Regions from separate parts of the Mus musculus genome. Here region 2 is linked to region 1. Evidence: chromatin loops called from intact Hi-C (ENCODE). Cell type or tissue: heart. All regions are shown on one strand.

Region 1 (4,000 bases):
CATACAGGCCTTTGCCTTTGTTGTTTTGTTGTTGAAATAGCCTCCCTCTGCACTCCCTATTCCCCAATAGCTTTAGCAGTCCTGGAACTCACTATGTAGACCAGGCTGGACTTTAATTTTAAAGGATCCATCTGCCCCTGCCTCCTGGGTATGAGAATTAAAAGGCAGGTGCCACCATATCTGTCTTTGACTAGTAACTCTTCCTATTAGACTTAAGTCTGTTATCTGCTACTTGTTTCTGATTTGTCTCATCTGCTCTTTGTTCCCTTTTCTGTTTTCACCTGTATCCATTTTGTTTATTTTAAATTAGTCTCATGGGGAAGGCGGTGAGACAGAGTTTCTCTATGTTGCTCTGACTGTCCAGAACTCATTCTGTAGACCAGGCTGGCCTCAAACTCACAGAGATCTACCTGCCTCTGCCTCCTGAATGCTGGGATCAAAGGCATGTGCCACCACACCTGGCCTGTCTTTGCAATCTTAGGAGTGATGACCCACTTTTCTGCAGGATCAAATCTAGGGCCTCACACAAGCTGTGTAAATGCTGTCAGTAAGCCATTCTCTGCCCTGTTGCATCTAATTAATTTTTTTACTTTAGGGGTTCTGTTGATGATAGTGGTATGTTCTGAGAAATGGGTCATTAGGCAGTTACATCGTTATGTGACCATAGTATGTACTTAAACATCTGCTATATCATTAGGTGTCGAATTTGGTTTGACATCAACTGAAATGACATCATATACTATGTGACTGTTTATCACAATATACCTTCAAGTAGTATACCGATTTATGTAAGAATACAACTCTTGGAACATATATTACCATTTCCTCCCTCCATATCACTTGAGTAGCTGTTGTCATAATTTTTTCCTCAATATTGAACTTCAAAATCTATTGAACTGTGGCTTATAAAAGAGATTTGCAATCCTTTCATCAGCTTTATTGTTTACAGTTCTTGAGTTGCTCAGAGTCTGGATCTGCTCTCGTTTCCTTCCCAGGACTCCCTGAGAAGTGCTGGCAGGCCACTTCTTGCTCCTGTCTGCAGCAAGCTCAACTTTTGACGGACCCCCCCCACCCCCCCCCGCCCCGCCGCACATATGTACAAGCCTGGCTTGACACAACCTTTTCTTGTACTTCTTTAAAAGACATTTTCCAACTCCTGAGATCACACAGCTGCTAAGCCTGGCAACTTCCGTTTGAGTAGTGGAACCCACATGGTGGAGAGAACCACCTCTCAGAAATTGTCCTGATCATACTAGGGAGGGTCCCACCTTCTAACCCCCCAATAAAAAAAAATGTAATAATATCTTAAAGACATTTCATTCTCTTTAAATTTTGGGGGTGGGATGGGTGGGGGCAATCTGTGCATGTAAAATGAGAAACTACAGTCCACGATCAATCTCACGAGTGTATGAGGACTGGGACCTGCCAAGAGGTGGTGGGAAGAGCTCAGATTCCAAACATCACAAGTTGAGTTGCCAGATCCTCACATATTGAACACAACACAAATGAACGGGGGAGGGGGGGGGAGGGGACGGACGTGTCGGGGGAGTCCAGTTGACTTTGTTCACTGACCCGGATTCAGGGAAGGGTAGGTAAGTGGGTGGGACAGTAGGCACACCATGCTTTTAACAGTCTAGTCCAGAAGCTCAAGACCGTCCTGCAGGACACACAAACTGGCTGAATGCCCGCTCTATGGGTGCAGACCCGAACCCCAAACCGGATACACAGGGAGACCGGTGTATGCTTCTCCTTTGCTAAGCGAAGCAGGAGCTGACAGCGGAAAGGCAGAGCGAGTTGTGAGCCGGCTAAGGCGGCAGTATCCGGGGTCTGTGCGTTCAAGAGTTGGGCTGAAGCAGCGTGAGGTTGGTAGAGGCCAGAGTCCTGAACACTGTGAAGCTGTAGGAAGGGAGCAAGCAGCTCTAGCCGAGAGCTGACATATCTTCTACAATCATCTACGTTGAGACTGAACTGACATTTTAAAACATCCAATCAGTGCAACCACCACTACCCCAGGGCAGCCTTGCAACGGTGCCTCCCACCATAGCCTGTCCTGGGGTGGACAACTGACCCGGTCAGGGAGGCGGGCCGACCCTTCCCAACCGGACTTGCGCCCAGATTCCCTTCTGAGCTTTCTTAGCAGATATACAGAGGCTGTACATAGGCCGCGAGCCTCCTGGTGGCCAGAGAACTGATCCCCAGATCAAAACTTCTTTCTGCACCTCAGTCTCATACTCCTGACCCAAAGCCACCGCCCCTTTAAGAACTTGCCGGGCCCTCCCGCCTCCTTTTTCTCGCGCTTAGTTCTTCTCGATCTGCCCCGCCCCCTGGAGGAGCGTTGCGTCACCGCGTTGCCGCGTCCTCGCGCCTGCGCTGTGGAGCCGCTCCAGGCAAATGACGGAGACGGGTGGCTGCCTCATCTGAAAGGGACTGGACCAGAGCGGGCGCGTCGCGGTGACTTCCGCTCCTGCGCCGCGGGTCTTCGCGAGTGTGTGCCCGCTGCTCTCTGGGGCCTGTAACAGAGAGAGCTCTGTCTACACCGGAAGGGGTGGGCGAAACAAGCTGCTGCATCCTGCGGGCCGTGTCACCGGGGCTGAGGGACGCTGGTACTACGTCTCCTGAGGCAGCGAGTGCGGCGGACTGAGGGTCGTGGCTGGTCAGATTCTCGGCCCGCAGGGTCGGATCAGTCGCCCCCGCAGTTGTCCAGAGACTGTCGCTTGCAGAGAGCGAGTTTCTTGTGCGGCCAGTTTGCTTAAAATTTAGTGACATTTCCCCTTAGCCCGCGGTAACGTCACCCACACAGCTGACCGAAGACTGCCGGAGTTAGTCTCATCTTTAAAACCTTAGCTAATTATCACCGAAGGGCTTGATGGCCTTCCGTGGGAATGTGGTGGCTAGCCTTCTTCGCCTGGGAGACAACCTACAGAGACACCCTAGGGCCTTTGCCGTAATCCCCAGTATTTGGAGTCCCCCATAAACTTAAAACTAAGACCGTGAAGTATTTATTGTATGTTAACTCAGCATCTCCGCGTCCCTTGTTTCTAGATATGGATCAGAAACTTTCACAGTTGATAGAGGAGCTCACAACTTCAGGAGAATCCCAACTCAATGCTCAGAAAATGAAGGAACTGAAGAAAATTTGCAAGTATGTATTGAGGCTAAATGTGCCAATGTCCCCTGAGCACCCACACCGTGGAGATTGTGGACCCTCTGCCCTCTTGTACACCTCTGCCACCTCCTGCATTCACTACCTAGGAAGGAATTATCTGATCACCAGGGCATGGTGGCATTTGCCTGTTGTGAGGTAGAGTTGGGAGTAGCATGAGTTCCCCGCAGCTTGGGCTACATAGTAAGGCCTTGTCTCAGGAACCACTAAAGGATTTCTGGGGCTGTAATCCTGGTGTACCTGGGTCCAGAATGTCGCGCAAACTCTGAACTTGGTGCCTCTGACGATTTCTGTAAGGTATAAAGCTATCACACTATGTCAGTAAAAGTAGATCCTCTTCTTTTCCGTTGGAGTAAAGAGTTCATGATTGGGTCAGTGGCTCTGGCCTCCCCACCCCCGCCCCACCCCCAGGGATGCTCAGGAGCCCCAAGCATGCTGTCCCCAAGCAAACTGTACCACTGAGCTACCTATTATTATCATCATCATCATCATTATTATTATTATTATTATTATTATTATTATTTCTCCTTCTCCTCCTCCTCTCCCTCCTCCTCCTCCTCCTCCTCCTCCTCCTCCTCCTCCTCCTTCTTCTTCTTCTTCTTCTCTCTCTCTCTCTCTCTCTCTCTCTCTCTCTCTCTCTGACAGATTCTCATGTAGCCCAGGTTAACCTCTTTACTATGTAGCTAAGGCTGGCTGTGAATTTCTGATCTTCCTGCTTCCACTTAAGTGTTCCTTTGGGGTCATAGGCATGTACCATCATAGAACCCAATATTTTTTTAAAAGATTCATTTATTTTTATACATAAGTACACTGTAGTTGTCTTCAGACACCAGAAGA
Region 2 (4,000 bases), 100 kb before region 1:
CACTATGTACAACTAACATGGCACAGTGCCCTCAGACATCTGTGGAAGCCAGGCTGACACATACAGCAGGGCCATGCAGAGAAAGAGCAGCCTCAAACCACAGCTGCCACCCTAAATAGTAACAAGACAAGCAAACTCATAGAGTTCCGGAGAACAGTATGACCCCACACTACACCACAACGCTGTCCCTGAACTTGGCACATCCCACAGCTGTCACCCCATGTTGCAGATGAAACAGAGAGAACACACATATGAGCCCAGCCCATATTCACATCCTGCTATCATTCTTCCAGAGATCATGCTCCCCCGGGGTCTCAAAGATGTTAGTCCAACTCTATAATGGAGCCCCGATGTCCTGCATGCCAATCACACTGGGGTAAGCATCCTGTGTATCCCTGTTTATATTGGACACGTGCTCTGAATCTGGAAGTGACAAAGCAAAACACAGTAAGGGAACATACTACCCGGGGAATAAAACTGCTAGGTATCATCTTGCTGACACCCTGGCTCACTGGGTTCACTTTCCTAAATACTGGACAGCTAAACTCCTTCCCTTTTCCTTCCTACAAGGCAAATTTGTCCTAATCAATCAAAAGCTCAACACGACAAGGGACATAACCCTGGGCCAGGAAAGGTTTGACAGGCAAGGCTGTCCTGCTGATTTCTGGAAGGCAATGGGCTGGGCCTGCCCTCCCTACCCCATGGGAAATTTGGACTATAACCCTGCTGGTTTGGGTGCAGAGCCTCTTCCTACAAAAGTGTGTGTGTGTGTGTGTGTGTGTGTGTGTGTATACACATGAGCCTCCAGGGAGTTCAGCTCTGAAGAGGTGCAGTGTAGGGGAGGAGTACCCACCACCAGTCCAGGATGAAGGCAGGCCTGGAGGGCCTTACCCCGCCACACCCTGAAACAAACTGACAGGATCTGCAAAATGGCCTTGTGTGATAAGAGGTATAGTGGGCCATCACAGGGCGCCTCCCTTTTTCCCTCCTGCCTACAGTTCCTTATTTCCTGCTGGCAGCACACGCTGCGAGGATTCATCCCCTGCCAGCTTTCAGGCTATAAGGAAGAAGGCAGTGCCCTTGTGAGAACAGAGCTGGGGGTCAAGCCGTGTGGTCATTAAAGTGGAAGCGCCAAAGAGAGGGACACTGTAGGGCACTTGGACGGTGGGCAAAAGGCTCCTCCCTAATCCGAAACCTCTCGGCTGCCCCGCCCGAAGGTGGGGTCGTCTTCGCTGCGCGTGCGCCAGGCTACGCGGCCAGGGAACGCAGCCAAGGAAGGACTGCCCTCCACAGGCAGGACCCCTGTGGCTTAAGGACTTTCATAAATGAATAAAAAAAAACGTAAGTGGTCCAAATCCAGGTGCCAAGCTGAGCATCACTAAGTCGACCAGAGGGGTGATAGGCATGTAGGCCACCCATGTTCCCTCAGCGCCACCTCTAGAGACTACCCGCTCCCGGATCTGCCGACCCGAGGCCCATGCGGAATCCGCAGGCTCGTCACTCCGGGAACACCTAGGTCCCGGCTGGGTGTCCACGAGAAGGATCCTCGCGGGACCCCGGGCCAGGAAGACAGGCCCGGCTCGGTCACAGTCTGGGTCGCACCACCACAGGCCCCTTTGTCACCTGCGCGGGTCGCGAGCGGGCATCGGAAAATAGGGACGCGCACGCGCGTGCAGCAGTTCGCGCATGCGCATCACCCGTTGGCCTCCTGGGTTTCTCCCCCCCAACCAGGCGCGCGCGCAGCGAGCGCGCACGCGCACTCGCACACAAAGCCAGCGCCGCGCGCGCCCGGCCGCCCCGCCCCCGCCCCTCCACCCCCCGCCCGCAGCCGGAAATGCGCGCGCGCGGCCTTACCCAGCGGCAGGCCCTTGTTGAGCAAGTGGGAGCTGCCCATTGAAAGGTGCGGGTGGCCGCGGGCCCCGATGAGTCCGGCGCTCTCCGCCGCCGCGAGCCCTGCGCCTGGGGCGGCTTCGGCGCAGTCTGCTACTCCGCCCGGCCGCCTGCGCCCGGCCACCGCCGTGCCGAGCCGCCACCGCGCCGCCAGCCGCGCTCCGACCGACGAGCGGGCGGGGACACGCGGCGCGCGCGCGCGGGCGTGGCCTCGGTTGGTCTGCTGTTTGCAGGCAAGGCGGCGCGCTGGACGTACGCGGGCGGCTCAGGGGCCCAGCTGCCCGCCGGCCCGACGCTCGGCCCCCACCCCCAGCGCCCCTCCCAGGCTGGATTCCCTTCCTGGACACGCCCCCAGCTGTACCCGCCCCCGGCCTCCCCTCCCCTGCGCGTACCCCGGACTGCGCCCCTGCCACTCCTTGGCGCGGTGACCTGGGCCGGAGCCTGAGTGGTGAAGCAGCCCATCCGCGTGGGGCGCTACCAGTCTAGTCGCCGGGGCCTCAAGAGGACAGCGAGAGCGGTTCACTCGGCCCCTTGTGCGCTAGAGCTGGGGCCGCGGACCCAGGACCCAGGAGCTGGACAGCGCCCCAGCCAGGGAAAGTGATCTGTGCGCAGGGACAGATGCCCGCTGGCCACCCCAGAGTAAGCGACTGACTGTTGGTGGGACTGTCAGACAGGCGTAGCGAGGGATACCGCTTAGCTGTTAAAAAAAATAAAAATAAAAAAAAATAAAATAAAATAAAATAATAATAATAATTAATAATAATAATAATAATAACATCACGGGAACAGTCCAAACTGAAGGATGCTGAAGGCCATATGGTTACGAGTTTTGAAAATCAAATCTTTGAGAAAGGTGGGCAGTATCAATGAGGGATGACAAGGGCCTGGGCATCTGTTTACAGAAAAAATGCTTTGAAAATACCTTCCAATTCCATCTATTGGCAGACATGGATGGAGAAAAAGATCTAACAGGTGGAGTCTCAAACCTGCTACAGTATTTCCTAAATAGACTGAGGGCTAGGGGGGAAAGCCAGCAGATGTACACTTTCCCTTAATCCCCACCCCTATCCTGGACTGTCTCTCCTGGTCTGTTCCAGTTTTCTCGAGCTGCAGGTGACTCCCTACAGATCCATCCAAAGGGCTCCTCCCAGTTGTTCCATCCTAACATAGCAACTCCATGGCAGAGTGACACCTCCTATTCCTTCTCAGGCTGCCCAAATTCCCACTTTTTCTTGCACATTGTGACTAGGACCACCACATCACTCCATCCTTGTGAGGGATTATATCAGGGCTTGTATAAAAACCCTTAGGGCTCAAAAGATGGCCTAATAGGCCATCACTTGAAAGAGGCACATTGGACTTGCAAACTTTATATGCCCCAGTACAGGGGAACGCCAGGGCCAAAAAGGGGGAGTGGGTGGGTAGGAGAGTGGGGGGGGTGTGGGTATTGGGGACTTTTGGTATAGCATTGGAAATGTAAATGTGCTAAATACCTAATAAAAAAATGGAAAAAAAAAAAAGAAAAAAAAAACCCTTAGGGCCTCCCAGGAAACCTCGGAAACCTCCCAGGAAGCCTCGGAAACCCAGGCTTCTTGTCACCATCACACTGGCTTGGACTCCTACTCCAGGGATGGTCCCTGCAGGCAGGAGTCTGCTCCTGCGGATGTGAGGTAGAAAGCCACTAGGTAGAGATGTGGAGATGCACAGGTGGTTCTGAACATGCCCATCCTAAGAGACCCTATGACCTTAGGATTGCCCAAAGGCACCTGTAAGCACTTGCTCCTGAGAGAGCATCTGGTGTCTGTTGGGCCACATTCACCCTCACTCCACTCTGTTCAGCATTGCTCAAGGTCTGAAGTCCTGAGCCATCATCCTGGTGCCAGTAAGAGAGTATGATGTTTTACCCTTACCCTGGCAGTCTCCACCACAGGCCATAGGTTAGACTGGTTACTGGTAAATGGACCCATCCTGCCTGCCTCAGCTGTTTATCCTCTGGCAAAGCTGTACTTTCCCTGGGATCACACTTATCAGAGTGATAAGGGGATCCCAGTTGTTCCCTTACCAGAGAGTACTAGGTTTTCATCCAAGGAATGGGCCTGGTAACACAGCA

What was found. Hi-C counts contacts between places; a loop is a spot of excess contacts. Peaks named below come from ENCODE experiments on the same cell type or tissue, not always from the same donor. Only the 100,000 strongest peaks of a DNase experiment are listed, where the experiment ranks them.
Region 2: it touches region 1 in a loop (7-fold over the local background); 40 of 42 quality-filtered maps call a loop at or near these places.

Annotation. Positions count from the first base shown.
Region 1 is chr5:33,376,184-33,380,183 of GRCm38, forward strand. It overlaps Uvssa (UV stimulated scaffold protein A), which reads left to right and starts at 2,513. Exons shown (of 14, transcript NM_001081101.2): 1 at 2,513-2,819; 2 at 3,043-3,142. The coding sequence starts at 3,045. In heart, a CTCF peak has its summit at 2,185 (motif pointing left); a DNase peak (open chromatin) is centred at 2,398; H3K4me3 peaks cover 2,588 bases; H3K27ac peaks cover 2,636 bases.
Region 2 is chr5:33,272,925-33,276,924 of GRCm38, forward strand. Ctbp1 (C-terminal binding protein 1) reads right to left here and starts at 2,080. Exons shown (of 10, transcript NM_001198861.1): 1 at 1,855-2,080. In heart, CTCF peaks have their summits at 1,510 and 2,358; DNase peaks (open chromatin) are centred at 1,267, 1,687 and 2,207; H3K4me3 peaks cover 2,641 bases; H3K27ac peaks cover 2,396 bases.